Linked DNA regions of Homo sapiens: all the other regions are linked to region 5. A link is a contact called in ENCODE Hi-C or POLR2A ChIA-PET data. All regions are on one chromosome and are shown on one strand. The core of a region is the stretch at or near the end of the contact, and the rest is flanking DNA. Distances in the headings are between cores, read along the strand shown.

Region 1 (4,241 bases), core at 32-2,531, 970 kb before region 5:
CTGCATAAAGCGGTCTTCTGCCTTGGAGACAGAAAGCGATACACTGTGAAGAAATCGGGCTTCTAAAACTAACTGTGCTCTCAAACACAGTGCCGTTTGGAACGGGGAAGCACTCCCCCAGCTCCTGGCATACACTGGTAAAAGCCAGAAAGATAATTGAGGCCCAATCGCAAAGCCCTGAACACACCGGTCTGGGAGTTGCAGAGTGCCTGAATGTCTGCCATGGGCCCGCACAGGGCCAGAGGCCTGGAGGGCAGCCCTGCAGCCTCTCTGGTGACCCCTGATGGCACAGACACTCCTCAGGCGGACGGCACACTTGCTCTGCCAGGAAACACTGGGAGTAATGTCTCTCTGCTTTCTCGGCATCTTGCAGGGAAGGACACAGGAACCCGGGGGGAACAGTGGCAGGGTAGATTGCAGGACCGTGACTCCAATCTGGATCCACAGGCAAACTTTTCAGGGAGCCACCGGGCCAATGAGGCCACCTGCATACCTGCCTAAAGCTTCCCTCTGGCCTCCGTCCTGTCTTCATGGTATCTCCACCTTCCCCCTATCCGCGGCCCCCCACCAGGCCTCCAAGCTCGGCCATCCCTAGCAGTTCCCAGAGCTGGCTCTCGGCCGTACTCACATGCCCTGCTCGCCGTACTGGTTGTAGAACTCCATGTGGCTGCACGCCTGGATCCAGCCAACTACCCAAGTCTCCTTCTTGGGGATGGGCGGCATGACCACCTGGGCCGAGGCCCGGAAGTGGGGTGTCCGGTAGCGGAGCACCACGCTGGAGGACTCATCGATGCTAGTGGGGACGGGGTCGATGGAGGCTTTCACATCAATCACCGTGATCCCTTCCCGGAAGACTCTGGCTTTGCCTCCGATGCTCTGAATACAGCCCATGGCATACAGGAGCGCTCTGATCTCCAGGGAAGGCCAGCAGTCACAGAAAAAACCAGGCATTGAAAGGACAGAGGCTGCAGGACCCAGTACAGACGGCGCTGCTCTCCAATCTCAACTCTCAAGACCGATATCCATAGGATAGAAAACTCACTGAGTAGACTGGGGTTGCATATATCACTACCGCGGCCTGTTTATAAATAAGGATTCTGCTGCATTTCATGAGCCCTGGGCTCTCTCTTCTTCTCCTCGCAGTGGACAAAAATCACCGATATTCTTTGGGTTAAAAAAAGTTTGTAGTTTAATGAATAATTATGCGGTTCTGACATCCAGCCCTTCTGTGCCTCACACGCGGGGACGGCAGCTCGCAGACTCTCCCTGAAGTCTTCGGAGGAAGCAGGCGAGCGCCGGCAGACTCATAAATAAGGAAGGCTCTGTCCCCGCGCGGCCGCGCCACCCTCGCGGCAGAAGCCTGACTTCCTGCCCTCCGGCCTTCCGCACGCGCTCCCTCCGGGCCCCGCACCCGCACCCGCCCGGCGCGGTCGAATCAATTGCAGAGCAGTTTGTGTTCACCCGGCCGAGGTCCCGGCGCCCTCGGGGCGAGCGCCGACCCGCGGCTTCCAGGAGGCGAGCTCAGGGCTCCGGCCGCTCGCCGGTGACGGGGGAGCGCGGCGCGGGTCCCCGTCGGCGCCCACTCGCGGGCGCGGGCCGGACGTCCCCACGCAGGGGCGCCGCGTCCCTTCGCCGCTGTCGCTGCCGGCCGCCGTGCAGGGTCCCGGGGCTGCGCTCCGGCCGCCGCCGCCTGCTTCGCCGCGGCCGCCGAGGACCTGGTGGGAGGTGGAAGGGACAGCGCGTCAAGGCCAGCCTCAAAGTTAAGCCGAACTTTGCTGCGGGGGGCGCGCGGGGGCGGCGACGCGTGTGCGCTGGGCGCGGGCTGCGGAGCTGACGGCGCAGCTCTGGGCGGTCTCCCCGGAGGCGGTGGCCCCCGCCCCCCGCGCCCGCCCCGTCAGTGGCGGCCGCACGACCGCGCGCACCAGCGAATAATAGCCGCCCGTGACATCTCCGCTGATACCGTCCCGGACGGGCGGGGTGGGGGGCGAGCGGCTGCCGCTGCAGGGGGCGGCGAGCACTTGCCCTGCTCTGTCCCCACCGCCGCGCCGCCAGCGCCAGGTGCCCCTTCCCCACCCCGGTCCCTCCGGCTCCCTGGGCGCAGGGCCACCCACCAGTGCCGTCGGATCCGGCGGGCACCCCTTTCCCGGCTGGGGTCCCTCGGCCCTCGGAGGGCATAGTGCCCCCGCTCCGCCGCGTCAAGCGCCTCTGTCGCCCCTCTCCAGCCGCGAGCAGCCCCGGGTCCCCACGCGTCGGGCGCGCTCGCCGCTGCCGGGGAACTTTGGCGCGCACGCCCCCACTCGGGCGGCGCCGCCGACTCACCTGCCCCGGGGGCCACTCCGCTGGCCCGGGCAGCCGCTCTCCGGACGCCCCTGACCCGGCCGCGGGCACGTTCTTGGGGCGCCCCCACCCCCTTCCCCGGGCACTGTCCCTTGGCTCTACTGGAGTCTGGGGCCGGCGTGGGCGCCCCCGGCCCCCACCCTCCTCCCGGCTTGGGGCTTCGGGGGGGCGGCCGGGGGCGGAGGGCTGAGGCTCGGGGCTCTCTCGCCCCCACCCCGCGCGCCTCCTTTATTTTATGATCATTGTGAGCGCGCTGTCGCCGCTCAGCCCCGCCGCCGCGCCGCTGCCGCCTGGCGCGCCCCGCGCTGCCTCGCTCTGCTGCAGCATCGGAAAGGCAACCGGGTCAAACTTTGCAGAAACTCGGCCCCTGCGCCGGCCCGGCCCCCGCGTCCGCTCGCCGCCGCCGCCGGCCGAGCGCAGCCGGCGCACGCAGGGACCGCCGCCCGCTCGCCGGCCCCGCGGGGATGCAGGTCCGCAGGCGGCGGCGGCGGCGGCGGGCGGGCGCCGCCTCCTCCTCCCCGCCCGCCTGGCTCTCCACCCTCGCTCCCCGCACACAGCCCGCCCTCCCCCTGGTAATCCCTCGCTCCCCCTCGCTCCCTGTCTCTGCAGCTGCTCGGGGAGCTGAGCCTCTCCTTGAACAAACGACATTTCCTTTTTGGCCAGCCCCGGGAATTCTGGGTAGTGTAGTTCCGCTGCTGTCTCGGGGCCAGGTGGGCTGCTCCCAGTGCCCTTTGAACTCTATGGACCAGAGGCTTTCTGGGGTTCGGAGCACCCGCAGAAGGGCTCCCTTGCCCTGGGGTTCCTGACCGCAGGGAGACAGTGGCTTGGTGGAGACAGCGCGGGGGCTTTGTAGGCTCCAAGGCTGGGAAGGTCGCGGGGAGGGGAGAGCAGTTTGGGGAGAGGTGGGTCCCCTCGAGCAGGTCTGCTGGCTGCCTGTTGGACCCCGGCTGTGTGATGAGCGCTGTACAGAGCATCATTTCAGCCACCATCGGCCTCCCTGTGGAGGGAGACTGATGATGTGCACTTCACAGAGCAGGCACCCAGAGCTGAGAGGCTAGGGGATTTGCCCAAGGTCCTTCCCCCCGTCCCCCCGCAGGGGTCCCAGTGCAGGGGCTCAAAAGGAGCATGAGGCTGTACAGCCATGGGAGAGCTATGAACCCCACCCCTACCTTCCAGCCAGCCGTAGGGAAAGCCCAAGCAATTTGTGACATAAGTACATCTGGCAGCTACATTAAAGCCACGCTCTTCGTCCCCACCCCATCCCCATGACTCTGACTTCCACAGGTGCCCACAGCCGGCACAGGGCAGGTGCTTCCAGCCAGTCCCAGAGCCGGAGCACGCTGAGTGTGTGAGGGCAGGGCTGGAGGGACCGAGGGGCTGGCCACTCTTGGATCTCTCCTTTGAGGGGTTAACAACCAGGACATCTCACAGCAGCACCGGCTCAGCCATGGAGCAGGAAGTGGCTGGCTAGGGTGGCCTCCGCCTCTCACCCAGCCACACCCTCACCCCAGCACTGCTATGGCCCGTATCCCCAGCTAATGAGGAGGTGGTCCCTTTCCAGTTCAGCTAGTAGGTGGCTTATTCCTAGTCCCACTGACTCGGGCCAAGGCAGGGCCACAGAGATGGCCCCCTTGGCCTGTTGGACACAGTAGAACCCCAGACAGCACACAGATTACATCAGGGCTCTACATAAATGTCCATTTCCAGGAAGAAGTCTTCTCTGGCCTCTTCACCATGTGAAATGGCCTCTCCCTTCCATGAACTAATGGCCCCCACAAAACCTTCTGTCCCTCTGACAGTCACAGGGCCTTCTGCACCTCTTGTGCCATCAGATAATTACTGCACTACCCAGTTTATATGTAGGGACGATATTCACTTTTGAGATGTCTGTTTCATTTCCCGAC
Region 2 (3,994 bases), core at 1,183-3,682, 530 kb after region 5:
GGTCATTATGGTAAGTGAAATAAGCCAGGCACAGAAAGAAAAATATGGCATGTTCTCACTCATATGTGGGAGCTAAAAAAGTTGATCTCATGGAGGTAGAGAGTGGAATGATGGTTACCAGAGGCTGGGAGGGGCCAGGGGAGGTGAAGAGAGGTTGGTTACTGGGCAAGAAAATACAGTTAGATAGAAGGAATAAGTTCCAGTGTTTGATAGCACAGTAGGGGGACTATGGTTAACAATAATTTATTGCATATTTCAAAATAGCCAGAAGAGATTTGAAATGTTCCCAAAATAAAGAAATGATAGATGTTTAAGGTGACGGACATCTTAAATATCCTAACATGATCATCGCACGTTATATGCATGTACCGAAATATCACATGTACCCTCATGAATATGTACCATTATTATCTACCAATAAAAAATCAAAATCATTAACTTTTTAATTTTTTTTTTTTTTTGAGACGGAGTTTCGCTCTTGTTGCCCAGGCTGAAGTGCAATGGCGCCATCTCAGCTCATTGCAACCTCCGCCTCCTGGGTTCAAGTGATGCTCCTGCCTCAGTCTCCCAAGTAGCTGGGATTACAGGCATGCGCCACCATGCCCAGCTAATTTTGTATTTTTAGTAGAGACGGGGTTTCTCCATGTTTGTCAGGCTGATCTCAAACTACTGACCTCAGGTGATCTGCCCACCTCAGCCTCCCCAAGTGCTGGGATTACAGGCGTGAGCCACCGTGCCGGCCAACTTTTTAATTGTTTATGCCTTTTGGATCAGCAATTCCATTTCTATGAATTTTCCCCAAGGAAATGATCAAAACATATGCAAAAACAAATACAAATGCATATGTGTGTGTATATATATGAATGCTAGTTGTTGCATTGTAATAGAAAAAACAGGAAACACATGTCTGCTAACAGAGGGTATTTAAATACATTATAATACATCTGGACAGTCTCATGCTATGCAAACACCTAGTGAGCTGTATCTTTATGCAGTGATAGGGAAAGATGTCCATAATATTTTATTAAGTGAAAAAGCAAGTTACAGAAGGATATATGCAAGATTTTATTTGTCGTTAAAAATCTCCATGTTTTAAAACCCACTGGAAGATGAGTCCCAGCCACACCACTGCAAGGCTTCCTTAATTGGTCCAATCATCTATTTATTAGAGTGAGTGCAATACAGTTCCTGCCCGCATGGGGGGAAACAGGCTGGGAGGAGGGCCAGGGGCAAGTAAGTGCTAGGAGGGGAAATGGGAGGGGGCTGGGCGGGCACTGTGGGGAGGGGCAGGGGTTCCCAAGGCAACGTCGAAATCTCCAAATACAGTGGGCCTGACGGGGATGACAGAGAGGCTGAAGAGACAGAGCCGTCCTGCACAGTCCAGGCACCACCCTGCCCTGCCACTGCCTGGCGGGCATCTTGAGCTCCAGACCCTTAGCCTCTCCGGGCCCCCCAGTTTTTTCCGGGTAAGAGACTCGAACTGATGCTCTCTAAGGATTCTTCAAGCTCTGAAATTCTCTGCTGACATTTGCCAGCAGCAAGGTTGACTCGAATCTGAAACCTCTGGGGAAAGTGGGGGCCTCTCCCAGAATGGAACCCTCTCTGAACACTTTCCCGGGAGGGACCTTAGACTGTGCTGCCTGTTGCCAGCGTCGCAGGCAGGAGGAGCGCAGTCACTATGGGTGGGGTGAGTGCATGGGGGAGGGAGTGAAAGAGCAAATGTCCAAGGAAGGGCATAAGAGAAGGGCTCCAGCAAGAATGCAAAGGAAGATTTGTCTAAAATGGCTTTTCAAGGCGGTCATGAGCTTGCCTCTAACCCAGCAAAGCGTGTGGAAGAAACATCGGCAGTGAGGGCTCCCATCTCTCATTTCTCAAAGAGCCGAGACTTTCAGCGAGGCCACTTGCCATTCCTGGTAGGTAATCAGATCGCTGTTAATTAATAAAGCTGTCAGGTGGCTCGTCCTCTCTGGTCATTAGTATCCTTTCAGAAAGAGAATCCTGCCATCACCGCCTTGTCCGCCCCTCCGCTTGCCAGCAATTAACTTAATGCTATGCAAATGAGAGGCTCTTCTCATCATTAGCTTATAGCCACGAATGTTAATCGCATAATTGGGTCTTCAACAGGGTAATTAGACACGATTTCCTCCATTAGTCTTACAAGGCTAATTATTGTTGAGCGGAGAGGGGGACTGCTCCCAGGGCTCCAGGCGAAGAGGGGCATCTGGTTAAAGCGAATTCGGGCGCATCGTCCGCCAGGTAAAAACAGCAGTCGCGATCCATTGTCACAGCCCACTGTCCCCACCCATCGTGGGGACCGGGCTAGGGAGGGAAACGGAACCAGGGGAAGGCCTGGGGGGGTCACACTCGTGCCCCTTGCCTGGGTCCTGGGATGCAGACAACGTGGCATTTAAAAGTGAAAGCGGAAACAAACAGCAGCCCCGCCAGCCCGGGCCCGGAGGCCCAGCCCCGCGCCAAGGGCCACCCCTCGGCGCGCTCAGCTTCCCTGGGCCTCTGCTGCTTCCTCAGTGCCATGAGGACCGCGCTCGATGGCGTCCAGGGGCCTCTGGGTTTGACTTTCATGGCTATGAATCTCGGAATGAATAAAGAGCCCAGAACGCTGGCTGGGGTAGGGGGTGGGGCAGGGGCGAGGGGACACCCTGTGGAGGAGCGGGCTGGGAGCGCGGGGGATGCCCCTCGCCCTGCACGCGCGCCCTGCCCCTGGCTGTAACCTGAGCAGCCCGCGTGAGGGTCAGTGGTGACTTCCGGGATTGAATTGGCTGGGAAGCCGGTCCCATTTCAACAGAGACCTGGGGCAGCGCGGTGGGCAGCGGGCTGGGCCGAGATCGAGACCGGGACAAGGCAGGGAAGAGCGGGATGGGTCGGCCCCTTCAAGGGGAGCCCTGGGGCGCAGTGTGGGGCGGTCTTGCTCCCTGTTGACCCCCATTCCCCCTCCCCTGGATCCAGGAACCCAGTGGGCTCTGGAAGCAGCTGCTGAGTGCACGGCAGACCCCCTGGCATGGGGTTACACCTTCTCTCAGGCCCAGCGGTGTGGGCCTCCCCAGTCAGGGAGATGCTTCCCCCATCTCATCTCAGTGGGGAGGGAGCAGCTGGTGGCCTCGGCAAACGCAGCACAGGAGATGGGAGGGTCTGGCTGAGCAGGGGGCCTCAGGAGGCCTCTGGGAAGCCAGCAGGGCAGGTGTGGACTTAGTGCCAGGGTGACCTGAAGACTCTGCGCTCAGCGGCTCAGAGCACAGGAGTCCAGGGACTCCGTCTCAGTCCGAGTCCGTCTCCACTGCCATGATGTGCTGTGTGATGAGGGCAAGACACTCAGCCTCTTGGAGCCTCAGTTTCCTCAGCTGAAAGGTTCGGGTGATGCACCCTTTCCTGGTCTTGCTGGAAGGACTAGGAGGGAAGAGGTAGGCCAGGTGCACAGCCCAGGGCCTGGCCCTCCTGCCCACAGGAGACAAGAGACTATGGAGGAAAGTGCTATGGCAGATGGTGGTCAGGCTTACACTGTGAGAATTATGTCCCTGTCAACAGAACGGGCCAGGAATCATGCACATGGCAGCCCTCTCTGGATGTTTTTACGAGATTCTGTTTATGAAAATGTGTCGCCTTCCCTGGATCGTACAATCCTCCATCTTTATATGCTTAAGCCCCTACCACAGGCTCTCAATAAGGCCATTAAGGGGTCCTTCATGGACTGAAAGGGCGCCTCTTGTAAAGAAACAAACCCCAAGGTGTCACTTGATTGAAATGTGAAGGCAGAATGAAGGTAAGCTGGAGAGTACTGGGTCTCCATCCATCTAGCATGTTCTGACTGCAATTCCCTTCAAAAGGCTCAAGGCTCCCACCTTGTTATGGCGGTGTGGCTCCATTATGAATGGCCAGGGCCATTGACAAGCAGCGTCGTGTGGTGTGAGGTCACCAGAGGGGAAAGGCTAGGACGGAGCTTCCTTTCAGAGCCTGTGTATCAGTCTGTTTTCACGCTGCT
Region 3 (4,140 bases), core at 329-2,828, 850 kb before region 5:
ATGGCCTTCCTGAAGATGGTCAAGGAACAAAATCGAAAACAAAAATTAGGGTTACATCCTCCCTGTTTTGTAGAGATAGCGAAATATTGAAGACATTGGCAGGGGAATAATGCAGATTTGATGATGTAAAACAGAGTGGCCGGCACTGTAATCCCAACACTTTGGGAGGCCAAGGTAGGTGGATCACTTTAGCGCAGGAGTTCCAGACCAACTTGGCCAACATGGTGAAATCCCATCTCTACCAAAAATACAAAAATTAGCTGGGCATGGTGGCAGATGTCTGTAATCCCAGCTACTCAGGAGGCTGGGGCAGGAGAATCGCTTGAATCTAGGAGTTGGAGGTTGCAGTGAGCAGAGATTGCGGATTGTGCCACTGCACTCCAGCCTGGGGGACAGAGCGAGACTGTCTCAAAAAAAAAAAAAAAGAAAAAAGAAAAAAAGGATAACACTGAAAATGACCATGGATAAAATGTAGGAAAATTCAGAGAATTATAAATAAGGCTATAAAAGTATCCAGAATTCTACTCCCCAAAAACTAAGCTTTGTTCACCAGCCTCAGTTCTGGAGTTAGGCTGAAGTGGGTTAATTTTCCTTCTGGGTCCAGCAGTGTGGCCTGGGGCACATTCTCTCAAAGCCTCCTTTGTCTCACCTGTGAATTAGAACAATAATATCTGCCCCTGGGTTAGGATTAAGTGAGACAAACCACGTGCTTTAGCATAGGGCATGGCCCGCAGCTGGTGCTTAGAGCAACCGTGACTGGAAGAGGGTGGGATGATTTGGGTGCCAGGCCCTAACATTTTTTTTTTGTATTTGCTTTTTGAAATTGCTTTTATAGTTGGTTAGGTGTCTAAAAAAGTAAGAACCCTCCTCCGCTCTCCCAACCTCAAACCACGGAGGTAACCAAGACAGGAGTGCAGTCTCCCGGACCTTTTGTTTTGCAATCACACAAACACACAACACTCAAGAGGAGGGGCTTATTAGTTTTCATTTTGTAAAAATGGGACAAAGTACCCATATTGTGCAACAACCTTGCTTTTGAAATGAAAAAAGTATTATTTCTGCTTCCTTTCCGTTCATATACCGTATACATATTTTAACAAAATCCGGGCTTAGTCTGTTCTGAGGCGCTGCAGTTTTGAAGGGGGAGGGGGCGGAGATCCGGGCTCGCTCCCCCGTCACTGCCCCCTCCATCCCTTCCCCCTCTTTCCGGGCGCCCTTCCCCCGGGCCCAGGCCGGGCCCATGCCCTTCCCAGGCCCCTTCTCTTGGCTCCTGGCCCCTCCTCCGGGTCTCCTCCCCGATCCCCGCTCTGCCCCGTTCTCTCCCGCCTCTCCCGCCGTCCCCGGGCCCCTCCCCACTCCCAGCCCCCTCCCAGCCCCCTCCCGCCGCTCCCCGCCCCTCCCCCCTGGCCCCAGCCCTCGCCCGGCCCCCGGGCCGATCCCAAGGCCGCCGCTCCCGGGAGGCGCGGCAGGGGGCGCTGCGCGGGCCCAGGTTGCGGGCGGCGGCGGGAGGAGGAGGACGAGGAGGCGGGGGCGGCGGCAGGCGGGGGGCGGGGAGCCGAGCGCGAGGGAGCGAGCGGCGAGACAGGCGCCGAGGCTCCACCGCGCAGCGACGAGCGAGCCCGGGAGGAGGGAGGGAGCGAGCGAGCGAGCAGCCCGCGCCGCCGCCTCGCAATCCGCCGCCATCCCGCCGCCCCCGTGCCCGACCGCCGCCCGACTGCCATCGCCCGGCCCGGCCGCGCCCGCGGAACCAGACCAGGTGGGTCGGGGCCGGGGCCGGGGCCGGGGCGTGGGGGCGGCGGCGCTAAGATGGAGGCGGCGCGGCCCGGCCGGGCTTTGTCTCCCGCGGCCGCCGCCGGGGGCCCGGGGGCCCTGCGGCCCTGCCCGACCTTTGTCCGCGAGCGCGGCCGCCGCCGCCTCCTTCCCGCCGGGCGCGGGGCTGCGGGGCTGGGAGGCCGCGGGGCCTGGGGGCGGCGGGCCCGGGCGCGCTCGCCATTGTTGTGGCGGCGCCGCGCGGCCTCAGGCTCGGGCGGGGTCCAGGGGCCGCGCGACTCCCTCAGGGCTCGCCCGCCACCCCCGTACCCCCGAGGCCGGGCCGGGCTGCAGAGGCCGGAGGGGCGGGGGTCCCGGGCCCGCAGCCGGGTCTCGGGGTTCTGGGGCCGGCGTCTTTGCTCCCCGCCCCGCCCAATTGACGGAGCAGCGCGCCCGAGGCGGGATCCTGCGGGGTCGGGCCTTGGGTCCGGGGCGCTGAGCGGCGTTCGCGGGGCCGTTCCTGGCGCGGGGTGGGCCGGGCCCCGGCGGCGCTAAAGTTGGCGGCTGGGGGAGGGAGGCGAGCGGCCGCCCAGTCTCGGTGTGAGTGCGGGAACCAGAGGGTTATTTTCGAAATGCTGAATGCTCCATGCTAAAAATGTTTAATAATAAACAGGATGTCGCCACTCGGGGCCTGCCAGATGGGGTTTTTTTTTTTTTCCTCCTCTTTTGCCTCCCCTCAACCCCCAGGAGAGAAATTCAGCCCTGTTGAAACTGTGGGCCTCTGAAGAGTGGATTTGCCTTAAGAGGTGGATTTTTTTCCTTTTTCTTTTTTCCTCCTTCTAAATATCGTGGGAGGTCGGAGCCCACCTTTAGGCAAGAATTGGAGGTGTTTTCAGTGGTGAGCTTGAAGGAAGTGGGAGAAGGGGGGCTGGGGAGTGTCTTTTGCTAAATGGCTTCCTGGGAGAAATCTTTAAATGCCTTTGGTTTACAGGACTGTTAAACTTTCCCTAAGATTTTTTTTTTCTTTAAGGTTTAGTGTGCATTTGATGTGGCTTTGTACAGTGTCATCCAGTTTGGTTTTTGTAACCAATTGTGTGCGGTCTTAGCATGGTTTTTCCGAATCTCGCTGCAGCCATTTAGTCATGTCTATGCACAGCGCTGTGGTGTAAGGTGGGACTGGGGAGGCCCAGGCATTGGGGTGCAGATCCTGCTTCTTTCTTCCGTAAACCTAGTGACTCTGGGGCTGTCTGAGGCTTCATCTGCATAAATCGGGGCGTGCACCCTCCACCTGGCAGGTTTGGGCAGCGGTGAAGGGCCTAGCAGAGGGCCTGGCACAGTTAGTGGTTCCTCCTACGGTTGTTGGTATAACTGCTGTCAAGTCCTAGGACAGACGTGAGCCCCTTGTGGTGCCACCCATAGAGCCAAACTGTGCCCATGGATGCCACAGGTGCTGGCCTAAGGCATGGACAATACAGAAGGAATTCAAGGCCCAAACATTAGTGGGCGCTTATACAGTGCTGAGCCTCTCGGGAGGCAGGGATGGGAAAAAGTAGCATTTGGAGGTCTCTAGAACTTAGTAGACCCGGAGTGTGTGGCAGTTGGTCAGTTTAAGGCAGGGTTAGAACAGTACGAGATGCTCAGGACAAACAGACGCCCAAGGAGTCCTGCCTTCTGAGGATAACTGCTTTCCTTGGGGATTGGCAGATAATCATCTGAGAGTGAGTTTCTACTTGTTTGGGCAAGTGTGTCTCTTGGAGCCTGCGCAGCTGGATTCTGGTCCTCATCGGGTTACCTTTACAAAGCAAGTCTCTGAGGCTCAGATCTTGCATCTGTAAAATGGGAATAATTATGCCTGCCTTGGGTATCTATTAGGGCTCTTGGGAGCCTCACTTAAGATTCACAGTGAATTGTTTTCTCTCCATAGGAAGGTGATGAAATGTATGTGTTTGTTGATTATCTGTTTTTCTGGTTCCTTTCTCCTTCCTTCCTCCCTTGCCCTCTTCCTCTCTCCCTCCCTCCCTTTCCCTTCCTTTTCCTTCCTTCCCTTCCTTCTTTTTTCTTTTCTTTTCTTTTTTTTTTTTTTTTTTTTGAGACAGTCTCACTCTGTCGCCCAGGCTGGAGTGCAGTGATGTGATCTCAGCTCACTGCAACCTCCGCCTCCTGGGTTCAAGCGATTCTCGTGCCTCAGCCTCTGGAGTAGCTGGGATTACAGGCATGTGCCACCACACCTGGCCAATTTTTGTGTTTTTAGTAGAGACAGGGTTTCACCATGTTGGCCAGGCTAGTCTCAGACATCCGACTTCAGGTGATTTGCCTGCCTTGGCCTCCCAAAGTGCTGGGATTACAGGCCTGAGCTACCGCGCCCGGTCTTCTTTCTCTTAATGCTTATTT
Region 4 (3,949 bases), core at 260-2,759, 570 kb before region 5:
CTTCAAAAACTCAGTTGCTTTACTCTAGAATCCTCAGAGCAGGAAATAGTGATCGTTTTTCAAGAGGGAATCTCATTTTTCATTGCTCTCCCTCAGCAGCTGTATCCTCTAAGTCTCCTGGAATTGAAGTTCTATTTTAAAGGCCCAAATCCTCCACAGGAGGCAGCCTCCTGCCGTCTGTCTGAAGGCCTACATCTCAGCCCGCCAGGGAGGAGGCACGGGCCACACGGTGGAGAGGCAAAGCAGAGATCGGTCTTTTCCAAGTCAGTTGTTGGAATCAGAACACACCTTCCCCTTGAAACAAAGTTAAAAACCAAGTCCCAGTTCTGGGCCCGCCCACAAAACTGGGGTTGCAATGTGGCTGAGCGCCTCCAACCAGCCCAACAACGTGGGGCCTTTGCTGCCACAGAGGTTCTGGGGGCACTGGAATGCAGGCTCTGCACTCAGGTGGTCTATAAGCTGACAAGAAAGTCAAGCCTCCAACCCAGGGCTATGGCACACTGTGAGGTGAGTCAAATGCTGAGGACATGTGGGGGTCACTTTGTGAGAGATGCAGGAAAAGTTCATGAATGGAGGCCCTGGAACCGAGACTGGCAGACGGTGCAGGATCTGGCTGTGGAAAGTGCAGGGCAGTTGAGCTGGGGGAGAACAGGTGCCCTGGAGAGTTGTGGGAACTGGTCCTGGCCACTTGAGGGGTGGATTTGTGGATTACTCCCAATGTTGATGTTTACGATGCACAACCAACCCATTTAGCACTTCCCAAAATCAATGTCATAGATGAAAACATGAAACAGAAAATCTCAGAGGCCATGCATGTATTAAGGCTAATATCGTTTCACGAAACTTAATCACAACCAACTTGAAACATGTGAAGACCCTTCTCCCTGGAGTGTGGAGTGGAGAAACCCCCTCACTGGGCCAATAGGTGCTGCTGTAGGTTAGGGGTCATGTATGGTGGTGAAGACCGCAAACCTAGCCCATAGCCAAAAGTTGCCAAGACACTGGTTAGCTTCCCCTCCTGAGCCTGGAACTAAGGACCAAGCACAGGTGCAAAGGCACAGGTGGGCATTTCAGAGAGGGAGAAGTAGCTAAGGCAGAGGCTAATAAGCTTTTTGACCCCGGTAAGAAACGTATTTTATATTACAACCAAGTACACAAAATATGTCAAAAATCTAAAGATTTAAATTCTATTTTACTTTTTCACTACTTGCTATTTCACTGAATCAATTTTAGGACAACATTGTGTCTTCATCCTTCGTTCAGCTGAAAAGGGACTGGGCATCAGATGACGGCATCAGTGTCACATGGGAGGGGGTCTGGATGCCAGCTCTTTAGCCCTGGTGCAAACCTAAGAATCTGATGAACTGGGGTCTCTGGGGAAGGGACCCAGGACACTGGGCTTCAACAGGTGGCCCTGCAGTGCTGGAGTGTGAGAAGCACTGTTTCAGAAGACAAAGGTCTGAGGGAACCGGTTGAGCTATTAAGATTTTCCACATCTTGGGCCAAAGACGGGGAGGGGCTGATGACTAGCCCAGCACAGCCCAGGGCACATGGGAAGTGACAGGCAGATGGGACCCTTTGACTTCGACAGCAGGGGAAGTTCTAATCTCATCTCAGATCAGAACATTCCTTAGGATAAGCCCCTCCTGGTTGGGAAACAAATCTGTAAATGCTGAACCTGGAAAAGGTCCGTGTAGGGTAAGAGGGGGTGACCACCAGTTCCAGCCACCAAATTCCAACTAAGCAGTCACCCCTACCAAGGAAATTTAGCTGAATCAGGCTCTTCTGGTAAAAGGCTCAGAGCACCAGTCAGCCAGTATCTCCTGAAGCCCTACTGCGTGTGTGGAGTGACAGACATAAGAACCAGGGGGCCAAAGCCACCACTGAGCCCTGCTCTTCCTTCTGCTTCAGGGCTTGCTTGTTTATATTTGGCTGTAGACTTTGTTTAGCACCTACTTTGTGCTGGGAAAAAAAGTGCTTTTTGCCCTCAAATAACTGCACTAAGTCAGTGATTCTCAGGAGAGGAGTGGGGTGGGTCAGAATGACCTGGCGTCTGGTCTGAAAAAGTGCACCCAAAAAAACCATACATGTTCCTATTTGCAATCAGAAGAAAGCAAATCTGAACAAAATCTTTTAGTCTCTCTCATAGGAATACAGAGTAGATACAGTGATTTTCAAATCAGAATTCCTAAGAGGGAGGGGCTGAAACATCAGTGTGTCCCAAATCAGGGCTGGATGAAAAGCCACCATGCCACCTGGCCTGCTAGGAGCAGGCCCAAAAGCTAGAGGTTGGGGTCCCAACTCCACTGCTGACCCTGTCCTGTAGATGAACTGTGTCCTCAGTGGAAAGCAGTTATCTTTAAAGTTCTTTGAGCACATTCTAAGATGATAACCACCTTTTACATTTAAGATGGACTTAGAATTTTCTAAACAGGTAAACCAATTGGAACCAACTGTAAATCAACTGGAAGGGAAAGGAATTTGCTGAGGACCCTGTGACCCAAAGCACAGGTCCTCTGCAGATGGTTAGAAAGCAGGACATTCCTATCAACTCCATCTGTGGAGGGCTACAAAAGCACCCCCCCGGCCGCCCCACCCAACAGAGAGGAAAGGAGGGGCCAGGAGAAAGTCCAATGGTGCTGAGTCAGAAATTGCCAAGAGCCACCAGTGACCGTGAAGAAAAACATGCCGCTTCATTTTCCACTAGGTAGATGGGGCCCATCATGTACTCATCGTGGCCTCTGTTTCCTAAAAGACGGTTCCGTTCTGCAGCTGGTGTCTGCCAGTCCCCATGTCCTCAGATCTAAGGGTCCCTTGATAATAAAAATATGGAACTCGGAGAGCTAGTAGACGTTTTTGCAAATGCATGACAATCCGTGGACTGAATCTATAAATGGGTCTCTAAACTCTGTAAAAAGCAGAATGATGCGAGCAGAGAGTTATGAACATTGTTCGAAGCCACCTTTGAAAGCATTTTTGGTTCTAACTTTTGCTTTACAAATTGAACCACCACTGCAGAGCAGGGATTGGGATATATCTAGTTTCTTTATAATAATATTTTCGTGTTCTTTGTGGTGGGGGTTGAGAGCAGTGTTTTTAAATTTTTCATCAAAACAAAAATATTAGCACAGAACTATGTGTCCTGAAGCTTGTTAAAATCGGGGGTGCTTCAAATGGGGCTTACCGCTTTCAACATTCATTTCTGAGGGCAATGAACCAACTACGTTAAGACCAGTCTGAAAATGCTGAAATAGGCGCCCTGCAGAGCACGGTTTTGCTTTAAAATTCTGCCCTCTTACCCAAAGCAGTCAGCCTGACTTGAGAAGGAGCTCAGATCTCTGTGTTATGAACAGGCCCTGGTCCGGTTCCCCAAGGCGTGAGAAGCCACCACTGTGGTCCCTCTCCCTCAGGTGCAAGGAAATCTAGGTCTCCACACTTGGCTCAGGAGAAAACCGTTGCCCTGCATTGTTTTGGGCGGCTAGGGCTGGAGCTCTGGCTGCTTGGGCGGTGGGCGCGTGGAGGTGGGAACCGCTGGCTAGAGTCCAGTCCGGTGACCGCCTCCCTGACACAGCCCACCTGCTCCAGTTCAGACGGCCTTCCCACCAACCCAACCTGAAGAGGGATCCCTAGAAGGAAAGTCCAATCTGAGCTGGCTGCCTGCTGAGGAAAAGCCTCTGTCCTGTCCCCTACTCCTCAGAGAACAAGAAACCCTGTGGAGGCGCGGGGAGGGCAGACCTGAAGCATCGCTACCGAGGTCAGGGGACAAGTGCTACACAAGTGAGGCCAAAGACCCCTAACCAAGTCTGGAGAGAGGGGTGGGGGTGGCCTCCCCAAGGTGAATGCTTAAACCTTGGTCCGGTTCCCCAGAAGCAGACTCCTGGGATGTGCAGGGACACTGGGGGGTTCTGGAGGAGCAGCTGGGAGGGAGGGAGCAGAGAGAAGGCGAGCG
Region 5 (4,165 bases), core at 1,078-3,577:
CCCCCAACCCTGCCCAGCCAGGCCCCTTGGGACACCATCACCCATCCCCCACCCAGCAGGAGGCTCTGGCTGCCCAGAGGAGGGGCTCCTGCAAAGCTGGAGCTGTCGGTCTGAATTCTGGCGGCAGCCTTCAGATAATTCCATCAACTCTAAGTGATCAAAGCCGCTGACGTCACAGGGGGCCAGCTGCAGGGACAGGGCAGGGCCTTTGGATCCAATTAGAGGTGCCCACACCCTGGCACCCTCCTCCTCTCCCTGGCTCTCCCTGCCTCCACCCCGAGAGCCAGCACTGAGCTGCAAGGTTTCTCAGGGTGGACGATATTCACCCTCTCCCACAGAGCCCCAAGGCAACCAACTGGGCCCACCCCGGGAGCAGGAATAGGCTGTTCCTCCACTCCCCTGCAAAGGAGCTATGGAGGGGGGCCACCCCACAACACAGCAGCCCCAGACATGCTCAGTGGCCTCTGCTGAGTTTCTGCCACCTGTCGGAGTCATAGCTCTTTGGAGATGGGAAGGACAGCGACCCCTCTAGTTGCCCAGAGAGGGGAAGGGGCTGACCCAGGCCACACCAGTGCCAGGGCGGGGAAGGTGGGGCTGGGACGTGTTTGATCCCAAGGAAGGAAGCCAGAGTCTTCTCTCCAGGCCTGGCCACCCTGGGAAGTCCCCACCTGCCGTCCAGCCGCGGGCTCACGTGGACCCAGTGTGGGGAGCATCCCCTGGGGAGTGTGGAGATGCTCCCTGCGAGGCCGGGAGAGTGGGGGTCCGAGAAGACGGCGCCCACACGTAGCCCTGACCGCGCGCCCGTGCCCGTGTCCGTCCAGAGTGTAACTGCAACCAGATAGGCTCCGTGCACGACCGGTGCAACGAGACCGGCTTCTGCGAGTGCCGCGAGGGCGCGGCGGGCCCCAAGTGCGACGACTGCCTCCCCACGCACTACTGGCGCCAGGGCTGCTACCGTGAGTGCGCGCCGTCCCCCGTGGGCGGGGCCTGCGGAAAGGGGACGGGGCAGGACCGAGGCAGTGGGCGGGGCCTAGTGGGACGGGGCAGGGGCGGTGGACTGGGCCTAGCAAGACGGGGCAGGGCCGGGGAAGTGGGTGGGGCCTAGTGGGACGGGGAAGAGGCGGTGGGCGGGGCCTCGCGAGACGGGGCAGGGCCGGGGCAGTGGGTGGGGCCTAGTGAGAGCGGGGCAGGGTTGGGATAGTTGGCAGGGGCCTGGTGAGATGGGGCCGACCCGGGGGCGGTGGACGGGGCCTAGCGAGACGGAGCTGGCAGGTGGGCGGGGACAGGATGCTGCTGAGGTCCGGGGCCGGGCCGAGGGGCGGGTCCAAGAGCTCGGGGCGGGGCCTGATGCGACCTGAGGCACGGTGGTGCCTGGTGGGAACTACGAGAAAGACCGAGCTGGGGTTGGTTGGAAAGGTATTTGCGGGGACAGAGGGAGGGAGGCTGTCCAAGTCGGCGTTAGCCGCGGGCACAGGGTGAAAGGAGGCTCCAGGCGCGTGGAACAGCACGTGCACAGCTCTGGAGACTGCAGGCGCGTCTGAAGAACAGCACCGAGGCCAGTGGGGCGGGGAGAGAGGGGCAGCGGTGGGAGGCAGCCGGGGGCCAGATCTCGCCCGGGCGCCGTCACCCTCCGAGGGGGGACGTTTCGCACCCAGCGCGCCTGGAGCCTCCTACATCCCCGGCCCAGACGGCGCCCCCGGGATCTCGCACACCCTGCTTCGCAGGAGCTCGGAGGTTGGCGGGGGGACCGGGCCACCCCCCGTGCTGACCGCCCCCTCCGCCTGCAGCCAACGTGTGCGACGACGACCAGCTGCTGTGCCAGAACGGAGGCACCTGCCTGCAGAACCAGCGCTGCGCCTGCCCGCGCGGCTACACCGGCGTGCGCTGCGAGCAGCCCCGCTGCGACCCCGCCGACGATGACGGCGGTCTGGACTGCGACCGCGCGCCCGGGGCCGCCCCGCGCCCCGCCACCCTGCTCGGCTGCCTGCTGCTGCTGGGGCTGGCCGCCCGCCTGGGCCGCTGAGCCCCGCCCGGAGGACGCTCCCCGCACCCGGAGGCCGGGGGTCCCGGGGTCCCGGGGCGGGGCCGGCGTCCGAGGCCGGGCGGTGAGAAGGGTGCGGCCCGAGGTGCTCCCAGGTGCTACTCAGCAGGGCCCCCCGCCCGGCCCGCGCTCCCGCCCGCACTGCCCTCCCCCCGCAGCAGGGGCGCCTTGGGACTCCGGTCCCCGCGCCTGCGATTTGGTTTCGTTTTTCTTTTGTATTATCCGCCGCCCAGTTCCTTTTTTGTCTTTCTCTCTCTCTCTTTTTTTTTTTTTTTTTCTGGCGGTGAGCCAGAGGGTCGGGAGAAACGCTGCTCGCCCCACACCCCGTCCTGCCTCCCACCACACTTACACACACGGGACTGTGGCCGACACCCCCTGGCCTGTGCCAGGCTCACGGGCGGCGGCGGACCCCGACCTCCAGTTGCCTACAATTCCAGTCGCTGACTTGGTCCTGTTTTCTATTCTTTATTTTTCCTGCAACCCACCAGACCCCAGGCCTCACCGGAGGCCCGGTGACCACGGAACTCACCGTCTGGGGGAGGAGGAGAGAAGGAAGGGGTGGGGGGCCTGGAAACTTCGTTCTGTAGAGAACTATTTTTGTTTGTATTCACTGTCCCCTGCAAGGGGGACGGGGCGGGAGCACTGGTCACCGCGGGGGCCGATGGTGGAGAATCCGAGGAGTAAAGAGTTTGCTCACTGCTGCCTCCACGGCCTGTTTTCTTTCTGTGTTGGGGACGGTGGGCAGGTGTGGGGCTTACAGAGGAATCCACAACACAGCCTTAAAGAAACGGTTTCCCTACTGGGGCCACCATTTCCCTGGGCCTTTCTGTGGATTCCAGCAGGCAGTGCCCCCTCCCCGCAGGCTTGGCTGGCAGAGTTTTCCACCCCGCGGCCAGGCTGCAGGTGCCCCACCTGTTAGGAGCCTCCCCACACTGAAAGGCTGCCTCCCTCCTTTCCCAAAAAAGAAATCCGGAGTGTATTGGCCCTTTTCTACAGAAGTCCAAGGGAAATGACTCAGGGAGAATCCTAGCAGAGGTTGAATCCAATGCTCTGATTTATACTGTGTCTCGGTGGCCACCTCCGATGGATGTGTCATCTCAGACCTGTTGCAGCCGGAGCCTCAAGTCCAATATCAGATGAAGCTGAACCCACAATTCGGCCACCGCCTCCTTCCAGAGTTTCAGATGGCCAGGTGGGCAGAGGCGGGCAGTGCAGAGACCCCAGACGTGCCGGCCCTGTCCTCCCTACCTTCTCAAGATTAGGAAGGGGTGCTGGAGGGGACAGGGGCAGCTTGGGAGTGGTGAGGAAGCTCCTAGATTCGGGGCTCATCCCCTGGGGCCTCTGATTCAGAGGATCCAGCAGTTCTCCCATCTCCGCTTGGTGTCTCCAGCCCTGGGGCCACACTTCCCCCTCGGTCCAGCCTCCTGTCCACCTATGTTTATTTCAGAGCAGTGCCGGGGGTCCGGTCCTGGTTGCTAACTGCTGCCACTGCTCCACCTGCAGGTGCTCCCAGCACTGGCTTCTGCCACCACACCTGTTCTTTCCCAGCTGCGAGGTTTAGACCTGGGTCCTTCCCTTGAGTCCCCAAAGCTAAGCTAAGACCAAGTGGAACAAACTTGGCCTTGGGGACAGCAGGAGATTACAACACAGAAAAGGAGGGGGAGGCACAACGGGACACTGCATAGGACTCACAGTGTCCCGAGCCCACACACCAGCCCCTCCTGGCCTCCTCTCTCTGCTCCCACCCCCAGCACCCTGCTGACCCGGAAGTGCCTTCCGACAGGCCCTGCATCCTCCTGCAGCTGGCCCATCTCTACCCTCACATTCTTCCTTACGCACAGAACCCCACTGCCTGGGACCCAAAGTGCCCAGATAAAATAAAACACCTCTCTGGGGCTTCTTGTGGATAGGAGTGGCCAGGGGACACAGCTCTGGGCAGTGAGATGTAAGCAGGACTGATGGGTGGGCTTCCAGAAAGTTCTTAAAAGTCATCCCTTCCTCCACGCCCCACAAAGCCTCAGTTGTCCAAGTTTGTGGCTCTGGTTTTTCTCTCTCATCCCTCCCTCTGCTCTTCAGTCAGCAGGATGGGGAAGGAGCCTTCTTGAGACACTGAGCATAACAGTG
Region 6 (4,301 bases), core at 619-3,118, 660 kb before region 5:
AGTCCTCCGCCTGGCTCACGTCTGTCTGTGAAGACTGATTCCCACAACCCGCCCGGGCCCCCCAAAGGAACAGACGAGCCACGGCCAGGCCGCAGCACTGAGCACAGAGCTCAGCAATAACCAGGGCCAGGCTTAGGGGGCACAGGGGGCTGCCTGCCATCAATAAGTTAGACATACATCGCACCTTGCCGTCCTCACGCAGGGAGCCCCTGGGCACTGCTCATGTGCTGCCTGGGCCCTGCTGCTCAGAACACCAAGGGCTCCCAGTGAGGGCCTGGGGAATTGCCTGGGCACACTGGGGCCAGGCACAGGGTCTGTTCTGAATTCAGGGAAGGTGAAGAGACCCCACCTCTATCCAGCTCAAGCCCAAGAACAAGGCAGACAGAGCTGTGGACAGCACCCGACCACAGACACGGTTCTGCCTGCTGCTGGAGTGAGAGGCCTGGTTTCTGAGGCTGCAGCATGGCACTGGCATTGCCTGTGCTACAGATGGGGACTCCTGCGAGTCTCACAAATACAGGGAGAATTTCAGTTCACACAACCCAAGGGCCCTGTGTGCAGAGCGGCCCTCACACGCGCACAGCAGCATTCAACAGAGCTGGGCAAGGGAAGGGGAGAGAGAGTCAAGGATTGAAATGAAGGGACTTCAAAAAGAAGGAACAAACTAAAAACCCAACCCACACACAATACTGTTAATAAGCCAGCGACTCTACACACACACTCCTTAAATAATAAAGTGACAGGTCCCGGCTGGCCCCGCAAGACCACCGCAAGAGGGGGTCCCGCCACCAGAGGGGGTCCCGCCTGCCACTGCACGGCTTTCCTCCCTCTATCTACAGGACAAACAAAACACGGGAGAGGGGAAAAAGCCCACATTTTCTTCTTGATAAATGCTGTTCAAAAACCCATGAAGGACTCAAAGTGACATGGTGGTTTAAAAAAAAACCTAAATGATCAACAGATGTTGCTTTCTATATTTTTCCTTTGTTCTGTTTGAACTGGGCTAAGTAAGCACAGTTAGACCCTGCTGTTCACTTGACCACGTCCTAAACCCGGGACAAGTGAGCACTCATTCATGCACAGCAGACCCGGAGGCATGGGCTGGGGCAGCACAACTGGGTTCCCGCAGCGCCCTGCCTGCAGGCTCATGCTGGAGGCCACGGAACCAGGCGGCACAGGGCAGATTCTGTTTGTCAAGCGCCCCACAAGCCTTGCCCAGATTGTCAAGCTCAGCAGCGAGAATGGTTTTGACGAGGAGGATGGAAACAGCATCTGCTCTGGAAGCCGCTCTGGCGTGGGGAGAGTGGGGAGAGGGTGCGCTTGCTGCAGCTGCTGCCTTAGGAGGCTCCTCTGTGGCCAGGCTTCTGCCTCCCTGCACCCTGAGGGACCATTCGGGTGCCTCAGGGATGCCCTTCCCTCCCAGGGGCACTGACAGCACTGGCTGAAAGGTCTGAAGAGCCAGAGGAGGAGCCCTGCTGGCTGGCCCAGGATGGGGCAAGGAGGGAGGGAAAGCCAGGGGATGGGGAGGGACATGAGATGGAGTTTAAGGCACACAGCGAGCGATGGAGGAGGGAGGTGCTGGCCTCTCCCCTCTGAATTAACTCCCCCAGGAGCTCAGCTCTGGCCTCAGTTTGGTGAGGTTCAGAAGACTCCCAGCAATAAAAAGTATTTCTTGGATGATCAAGTCCTCCCTTACTCCAGCCTCCTCTTCTCAGCTCCCCAGGTGGTGTGGGAGGGGCCCAGTGGCCTGGGGTGGGGGGTAAGGGGCGACGGGATGACAGAGACTGCTGCTGCTCTCAGGCGGGCAAGGGAGGCCCTGATGGCGCCAGTACCGCGGGGCAGAGCACCAGCTGCGGGGCTGCTAAGGCGTCACCTGCGTACCTTTCCGGGCCTGCTGAAAAGCTCACACCATCCTCCATGCATCAGAAGGGGAAGCGGAAAGTGAAAGGATCCTCCCCCGAGTCTACTCTGCATTCTGCCCACCCAGCTGCTTGCCCCCATTCCAGGGCCCCTGCAGGACAGGCCACCCCAGGAGGCCTCCACTCATTTGAGATTTCAGAAGATTCAGGGACCCTGGAGCTTAGGGAGGGGGAGCACCCACCACTTCCTTGGTCTGCTGATGAGGTCTCTGCTGCTCTCTCCCTGGAGGGGAGTGGGTGGAAGGTCAAGAGGGGAGAGATGGAAGTAAAAGCAGAAAACAAAACCAAACCAGAAAACCACCGGTTTGTAAATTGGCAACAAGACCTGCCTGCTGGCTGCCCTGAGGCCCACGGGTCTGCTCCCACAGAGGAAGGAGGCAGGAAGCGGCTGGCAGGCTCCAGCTCCCGCCCGGCCCCGCTGAGGGCTGGCCAGCCTCATGGCTCCGAGGCCGGGACTCCTGCCATGCGCCTAACAGGTCCAAGGTCCTCTCCGGTCTGGGAGCTGCCCTCTGCGCCCCTCGAGCATTCTCCTGGATCCCGGCGTCTGCTCCTAGGTCTTCTCTTCCCGGTCTGTTTTTCTCCTTGTTATGTTCCTGGGTTTAATTTTCAGAGACAGTTCCCATAGGGCCTCCTCAGCCAGGTGGTCACTGAAGTCATTGAAGAAGTTTATAATGTCGTCGTTCCTCCGCATGTCATAGTGCCTGGTGCAGGGGATGGGGAGCAGTCAGTGAGCACCTGTGTGGGCTGGATGGCCCGATGGCGCCACCCTCCTGGAAGGTGCCGCGGGGACCATCCCCACAGCCTCGCAGCAAACGGATGCTGCAGGGGCTACCGTTGACCAATGTGACAGAGGGGACACCAGTGCTCAGAGACGGTGCCACCAGCACATGGAGCACAAACAGGGCCCTGAGGCTGGGCTGCTCACAGGGAGGGGGCCCCAGGTGATCCCACTGCCCCCAACAACGCATGCCAGGGCCCGCCCTGGGGGAGCTCTGGTGCCTCAGAGTCAGGCAGGCCAGGGTTTGTCAGGCCCTTCTCACAGCAAGGTGGGCACCAGCTTCTGGTGTGTAAAATGGGAGGACGAGCTGTGCTGTCACGGGGTCCAGGCCCAGGGCCAGGCTAGGCCTGGCATGGAGCCTGGTGGGCATGCTCTCAAGTCATCCTGGCAGAAACTGAAGGGCCCGGACTATATCTCAGCAGTGGCAGGTCCCTGGGTCCTCTGTGGCTCCCCCTCCCCTCGGTGTCCCGGGCTGTCTCTCCTTGTGTGTGGCCCGGGGCTCAGCTCTGCCTGGTCCCCCCGGGGCAGTGGCACTCACGCCTGCTGGAAGCAGCGCATGCTGTCGAGGATGTTGAACTGCTGCCACCGCTTGGAGAAGTTCACTTTCCCGTCGATGTAGTCTGGGTTTCCCAGGTGAACGAAGGTCAGGTCCTGCAGGATCAGCCCCCTGGGAGGACGGGTTAGGCAGCCTGTTACTGCTACGGGGTTTGGAAGCAGCAAGGGCTAGAGACATGTGTCAGGCGCTAGGACTCGCAGTGAGCAGCTTCCAAACCCCAGAGCAAACCAAAGAGCCAGTCTGAGGTGTCTGTTTCCCAGAACAAACTCCCGCCTCAGCCTCTGGCCTCTGGCTCCACAAGCACCTGCTGGGGACCTCGGAAGCCAGTATGCTGATGAGGAGCCTGAGGGTGATGCGGCTGCCATGGCTCAACCCATAAGGGCGAAGCTGTGGGCTGCTAAAGTAACATTAACAAATGAGCAGTAAAAAAAAAAAATAACAAAACCCAAACCAGGGGGCAGGGGCAGAGATCTCCTTTTATTAACAGGTGTGGTGGGCTGGGTGCAATGGCTCACACCTGTAATCCCAGTACTATAGGAGGCTAAGGCAGGAGGATTGAGCTCAAGAGTTTGAGAACAGCTAGGCTGGGTGTGGTGGCTCACACCTGTAATCCCAGCATTTTGGGAGGCCAAGGTGGGAGGATCACCTGAGGTCAGGAGTTTGAGATCAACCTGGCCAACATGGTGAAACCCTGTCTCTACTAAAAATACAAAAAGTAGCCGGGCATGGTGGTGCACACCTGTCATCCCAACTCGGGAGGCTGAGGCAGGAGAATCACTTGAACCTGGGAGGCGGAGGTTGCAGTGAGCCAAGATTGCGCCACTGCCTGGGTAACAAGAACGTAACAAGAACTCCAGCCTGGGTAACAAGAACGTAACTCTGTCTCAAAAAAAGAAAAAAAAAAAGAGTTTGAAACCAGCCTGGGCAACATAGCAAGACCTCGTCCCTACAAAAAATACAAAAATTAGCTGGGCATGGTGGCGTGTACCTGTAATCCCAGCTACTAAGGAGACCGATGTGGGAGGATTCCTTGAGCCCAGGAGTTCAA
Region 7 (3,929 bases), core at 316-2,815, 990 kb before region 5:
TCAGGTGATCCACCCGCCGCGGCCTTTCAAAGTGCTGGGATTATAGGCGTGAGCCACCGCACCCGGCCGCACCTATGCTTTTGATGATGAGTCCAATGACAGTGATTGCGGTTAACACGGATCAAACCTTAGGCACTGGCTGCCCACCTCGGTCAGGCTGCAACCAGGAAGGAGGCAGCCCACCCTCCAAGGGACACGTGGTCCACATGAGCAGCTCGGCCAGGGGCCTTTCTTCCACCCACCTCATCTATCTGCCTCATTTATACCAAGTGGGCCCGGGACAGATGCCGGCCACGGCGCTGCACAGCCTCAAAGCATGTCCAGCAAGATGGCCTGTGGGGTGGGGGACCTCACCCCTTGTATTGTTTTGTCCTCTCAAAGTCTCAGCTAAAATTGGGGCAGCAAATAAAAGCTTTTTGGGCGGTGGGGGGTGGGGCAGGGATCGGGTCTCGCTGTGTGACCCAGGCTGGAGTGCAGTGGTGCAATCACAGCTCACTGCAGCCTTGAACTCCTGGGCTCAAGCAATCCTCCTGACTCAGCCTCCGGAGGAGCTGGGATTACAGGCATGCCCCATCACGCTGGGCTAATTTTTTCTATTTTTTGTAGAGATCAGGGTCTTACTATGTTGCCCAGGCTGGTCTCCACTCCTGGGCTCAAGTAATCCTCCTGCCTTGGCCTCCCAAAGTGGTGGGATTACAGGCATGAGCCGTGGCGCCCAGTCAAGAAAACCATTTTATCATCCTGTTACAACAAGGTCAATAATAGGTGTTAGCTATTGGCGGTTCTGTGCTGAGGGCCTTGCCTGATGACCCCCCGGAACCCTCCTCCCTGTGAGGAAAGCGTAACCCTGTCTTGCAGATGAGGAAACCGAGGCTCAGTGGTGCCGCCGAATCACTCGGATTTGCTAAGCGCTTACTCTGGGCTGGGCACTTGTCCAGAAGCTCAGGACCATCGGCTTCACGTGCCTCCGCAATCTCGTGAGGTGAGGAACCACCTCCGTCCCCACTCCATGTCCTAGGAAACCGAGACCTGAGAGGAGGGGGACTTGCTCAAGGTCACAGCCGTAGAGGCACCGCCCGCCCAGGAGGGCTCACATGACCCTCTCCGGCCTCCAGGCCCAGCTGCAAGAGGAAGCACCGTCCTGGGGAGCCCGGAGACCCAGGCCCCCCTCACAGGCGAGGGGCTGGCACGCGGCCTCTGGAGGAACTTCTGGCCTTCACCGTCTCCGCCTGGTCACTCGTCAATGGCCGGCTGCCTTCTGGAAAGCTGCTGCTGCGCGACAGTGACCCTGGGTGGAGTGAGGCATCCACGGGTGCTCGCTCCCAGAGATGGAGGCCGGAGCCCTGAGCAGAGGCGCCGGCTGTGCCCCGGTCCTCTGTGGCCCCCAGGGCTGCAGAGCTGGGCAGGTCGATTCCCTTGTCACTCCTAAAAGAACATTTGAAGCCCCCAGCAGGCTGGTGTGGGCACCCCAGTTCCTCAGCTACTCTGGGCTCTCCTTCCCCAGAGGCTGTGGGACCTGCCTTCCGGCCTCCGTCACATGACCGCACAGCGAGGAGGCGCTTCTGTGAACCAGGAGGTGGCCCTCACCACGCAGAAACTGTGGGCGCCTTCATCTTGGACTTCCAGCCTCCAGAACTGTGAAGGATTGGTTTCTGTGGTTGACGAGGCATCCGGTCTATGGTTACTTTATTCTAGAGCCCAACTGGGCCAAGGTGATTGTACGTATCTGTGAATATACTAAAACCATAGAACCGTACACTTTCTATTTGCTTTTATTTTGTGAGACAGGGACTCACTGTCGCCCAGCTGGAGTGCGGTGGCACGATCAGGGCTCGCTGCAGCCTCGACCTCCCACCTCATTCTCCTGAGTAGCTGGGATGACGAGAATGTGCCACCGCGCCCAGCTAATTTTTGTTGTTGTTGTTAGCTTTTTGAGATGGAGTCTCACTCTGTCACCCAGGCTGGAGTGCAGTGGCACAATCTCGGCTCACTGCAACCTCTGCCTCCCGGGTTCAAGCAATTCTCTGACTCAGCCTCCCGAGTAGCTGGGGTTACAGGCGCCCGCCATCACACTCAGCTAATTTTTGTATTTTTAGTAGAGACAGGGTTTCTCCCTCTTGGCCAAGCTGGTCTTGAACTCCTGACCTTGTGATCCACCTGCCTCAGCCTCCCAGAGTGCTGGGATTACAGGCATGAGCCACTGAGTCTGGCCTATGCCTGGCTAATTTTTAAGTTTTTTTGTAGAGATGGGGTCTCACTATGTTGCCCAGGCTGGTCTCAAACTCCTGAGCCCAAGATCCTCCCACTTCGGTCTCCCAGAGTGCTGGGATTACAGGCAGGAGCCACTGCACCGGCCAGAACCGTACACTTTTTTTTTTTTTTTTAAATGGAGTCTTTGTCACCCAGGCTGGAGTGCAGTGGTGCAATCTCACTGTAACCTCTACCTCTCAGGTTCAAGTGATTCACCTGCCTCAGCCTCCTGAGTAACTGGGATTACAGGCGTGTGCCACCATGCCCTGCTAATTTTTGTATTTTTTTCAGTAGAGACAGGAGTTCGCCATGTTGACCAGGCTGGTCTTGAACTCCTGACTTCAGGTGATCTGCCCGCCTTGGCCTCCCAAAGTGCTGGGATTACAGGCAGGAGCCACCACACCCAGCCAGAACCGTACTTTAAATAGGTGAGTTGTGTGGTATGTGAACTGTATCCCAATAAAGCTGAGGTAAAGCATTTTAATACGTTTGTGTGACTGTCTGACCAGCATTCAGTCTGCATTTGTCATGGATGCTGAGAATCCCACATCACTAAGCCAGGCCCCTGTGGTCTAGATGTTGCAGAAGAATTGAGCCGTATTTAGAGAGAAGAGTCCCTGGTCTCTGAGCTAAGCCCTGGTGCTCAGTGTGATTATTCTGGGGGCTCCATTTGCATGTTTAACACGGAGCACAACTGCTATGCCTTTGCTGGGCCCCGGACCGGGGAGGACAGGGTAAGTGTGCGTGTCTCTGGCCTGACGATTAGGAAACTCAGGCATGTGAGGTTGAGCGACAAGCCTGGCCTCACTCAGCAAGGCAAGTGGCAGCCAGGAATAGTGCAGGGCTCCCAGCTGTGTCTGGCCCGCCGTAAACACCCACCCTTCTTCTGTCTGATTGAAAAGGGAACATGAAATAAGAACCAGGGCTCAGGCTGATACAGGAACTAATCCTGCCTCTGCATTCCAAGTCGTGCCGTCTGGGCCTGAAGGGAGCTGGGCTGGCCTTCGCCAGTTCCCATGTTGATTTCGGGTTCACCTCCCTGCACACAGGCACAGAGATGGAGTTCATTCACTCCGACGTGTTCGCTTGCATTTAGTAGTTTCCATCGGCCGGGCGCAGTGGCTCAAGCCTGTAATCCCAGCACTTTGGGAGGCCGAGGCGGGCAGATCACTGAGGTCAGGAGTTCGAGACCAGCCTGGCCAACGTGGTGAAACCCCATCTCTACTAAAAATATAAAAATTAGCCGGGCGTGGCGTGGAGCGCCTGTAATCCCAGCTAGTCAGGAGGCTGAGGCAGAATTGCTTGAACCCGGGAGGCAGAAGTTGCAGTGAGCTGAGATTGCACCATTCCACTCCAGCCTAGGGGACAAGAGTGAAACTCCGTCTCAAAAAAAAAAAGTTTCCATCGTCCAGGGTCAACAGGGCTGCTAAGGACTCGGACTCAGCGTCATGCCGAGGAACCTTAGCAACAGGACAGCTGAGGGCAGTCTGGTAGAACTGGGGTACCAGAAGGCTGGGGTGTCATAGAAGGAGCTGAGACAAAGCACGGGGTCAAAGGCCGGGTGTTTGAAACCAGCCTAGCTCTGCATCTTCCCAGAAAAGTGACCTTTGGCAAGCCCCTTGGTCCCTTCTGTGGGGCAGCGTCCTCACTGATTGAAGGGGAAGAGCATACTTGAAGGG

What was found. Hi-C counts contacts between places; a loop is a spot of excess contacts on that map. ChIA-PET counts read pairs that join two places held with the same protein, here RNA polymerase II (POLR2A). Pooled maps may share reads with other maps.
Region 1: a map of B cell shows a loop between it and region 5 (9-fold over the local background). The contact joins the promoter of FAM78A here to the enhancer-like site in region 5. A Hi-C loop is called at or near these places in 2 of 168 maps with a recorded cell type or tissue (B cell and CD8-positive, alpha-beta T cell) and 8 of 50 pooled maps.
Region 2: a loop to region 5 is called in a map of B cell, with 10 times the contacts of the local background. The contact joins two enhancer-like sites. A Hi-C loop is called at or near these places in 1 of 168 maps with a recorded cell type or tissue (B cell), 3 of 37 single-sample maps with no recorded cell type and 9 of 50 pooled maps. POLR2A ChIA-PET finds 5 or more read pairs at or near these places in 2 of 52 experiments (GM12878 and activated B cell).
Region 3: a loop to region 5 is called in a pooled map, with 10 times the contacts of the local background. The contact joins the promoter of PRRC2B here to the enhancer-like site in region 5. A Hi-C loop is called at or near these places in 4 of 37 single-sample maps with no recorded cell type and 8 of 50 pooled maps. POLR2A ChIA-PET finds 5 or more read pairs at or near these places in 1 of 52 experiments (OCI-LY7).
Region 4: a loop to region 5 is called in a map with no recorded cell type, with 4 times the contacts of the local background. The contact joins two enhancer-like sites. A Hi-C loop is called at or near these places in 1 of 168 maps with a recorded cell type or tissue (CD8-positive, alpha-beta T cell), 2 of 37 single-sample maps with no recorded cell type and 10 of 50 pooled maps.
Region 6: a loop to region 5 is called in a map with no recorded cell type, with 7 times the contacts of the local background. The contact joins two enhancer-like sites. A Hi-C loop is called at or near these places in 2 of 37 single-sample maps with no recorded cell type and 3 of 50 pooled maps. POLR2A ChIA-PET finds 5 or more read pairs at or near these places in 2 of 52 experiments (CD4-positive, alpha-beta T cell and Caco-2).
Region 7: a pooled map shows a loop between it and region 5 (6-fold over the local background). The contact joins two enhancer-like sites. A Hi-C loop is called at or near these places in 3 of 50 pooled maps. POLR2A ChIA-PET finds 5 or more read pairs at or near these places in 2 of 52 experiments (H1 and activated B cell).

The regions. Positions count from the first base shown.
Region 1 is chr9:131,275,229-131,279,469 of GRCh38, forward strand. It overlaps FAM78A (family with sequence similarity 78 member A), which reads right to left and starts at 1,282. Exons shown (of 2, transcript NM_033387.4): 1 at 629-1,282. The coding sequence starts at 951. RefSeq lists enhancers at 1-11, 1-609, 22-71, 102-151, 312-811 and 1 more and a silencer at 1,452-2,631.
Region 2 is chr9:132,767,824-132,771,817 of GRCh38, forward strand. The region is part of intron 11 of AK8 (adenylate kinase 8); the gene reads right to left. Among named protein-coding and RNA genes, the nearest start is that of GTF3C4, 99 kb to the left of the region's middle. RefSeq lists enhancers at 2,149-2,208, 2,319-2,613 and a silencer at 2,479-2,778. Within about 2 kb of position 2,433, at least 34 of the 41 ENCODE cell types and tissues checked have a DNase peak (open chromatin) inside an H3K27ac peak, as active enhancers do; they include B cell, where a contact is called at or near this core.
Region 3 is chr9:131,392,508-131,396,647 of GRCh38, forward strand. It overlaps PRRC2B (proline rich coiled-coil 2B), which reads left to right and starts at 1,579. Exons shown (of 32, transcript NM_013318.4): 1 at 1,579-1,756. RefSeq lists enhancers at 803-952, 2,079-2,840, 3,603-4,140 and silencers at 1,423-1,612, 1,643-1,752, 1,983-2,272.
Region 4 is chr9:131,671,112-131,675,060 of GRCh38, forward strand. All of the region lies in intron 1 of RAPGEF1 (Rap guanine nucleotide exchange factor 1), which reads right to left. Among named protein-coding and RNA genes, the nearest start is that of RAPGEF1, 67 kb to the right of the region's middle. Within about 2 kb of position 1,510, at least 6 of the 41 ENCODE cell types and tissues checked have a DNase peak (open chromatin) inside an H3K27ac peak, as active enhancers do.
Region 5 is chr9:132,240,089-132,244,253 of GRCh38, forward strand. NTNG2 (netrin G2) reads left to right here. Exons shown (of 8, transcript NM_032536.4): 7 at 822-956; 8 at 1,788-4,165. The coding sequence ends at 2,023. Among named protein-coding and RNA genes, the nearest start is that of NTNG2, 80 kb to the left of the region's middle. RefSeq lists an enhancer at 1-153 and silencers at 942-1,431, 1,582-1,631, 2,102-2,171. Within about 2 kb of position 2,328, at least 15 of the 41 ENCODE cell types and tissues checked have a DNase peak (open chromatin) inside an H3K27ac peak, as active enhancers do; they include B cell, where a contact is called at or near this core.
Region 6 is chr9:131,577,028-131,581,328 of GRCh38, forward strand. RAPGEF1 (Rap guanine nucleotide exchange factor 1) reads right to left here. Exons shown (of 27, transcript NM_001377935.1): 26 at 3,236-3,364; 27 at 1-2,620. The coding sequence ends at 2,470. Among named protein-coding and RNA genes, the nearest start is that of PRRT1B, 34 kb to the left of the region's middle. RefSeq lists enhancers at 1,912-1,961, 1,992-2,121, 2,322-2,401. Within about 2 kb of position 1,869, at least 10 of the 41 ENCODE cell types and tissues checked have a DNase peak (open chromatin) inside an H3K27ac peak, as active enhancers do.
Region 7 is chr9:131,251,191-131,255,119 of GRCh38, forward strand. No RefSeq gene overlaps it. Among named protein-coding and RNA genes, the nearest start is that of FAM78A, 23 kb to the right of the region's middle. RefSeq lists a silencer at 1,424-1,740 and enhancers at 1,447-1,496, 2,692-3,193. Within about 2 kb of position 1,566, at least 19 of the 41 ENCODE cell types and tissues checked have a DNase peak (open chromatin) inside an H3K27ac peak, as active enhancers do.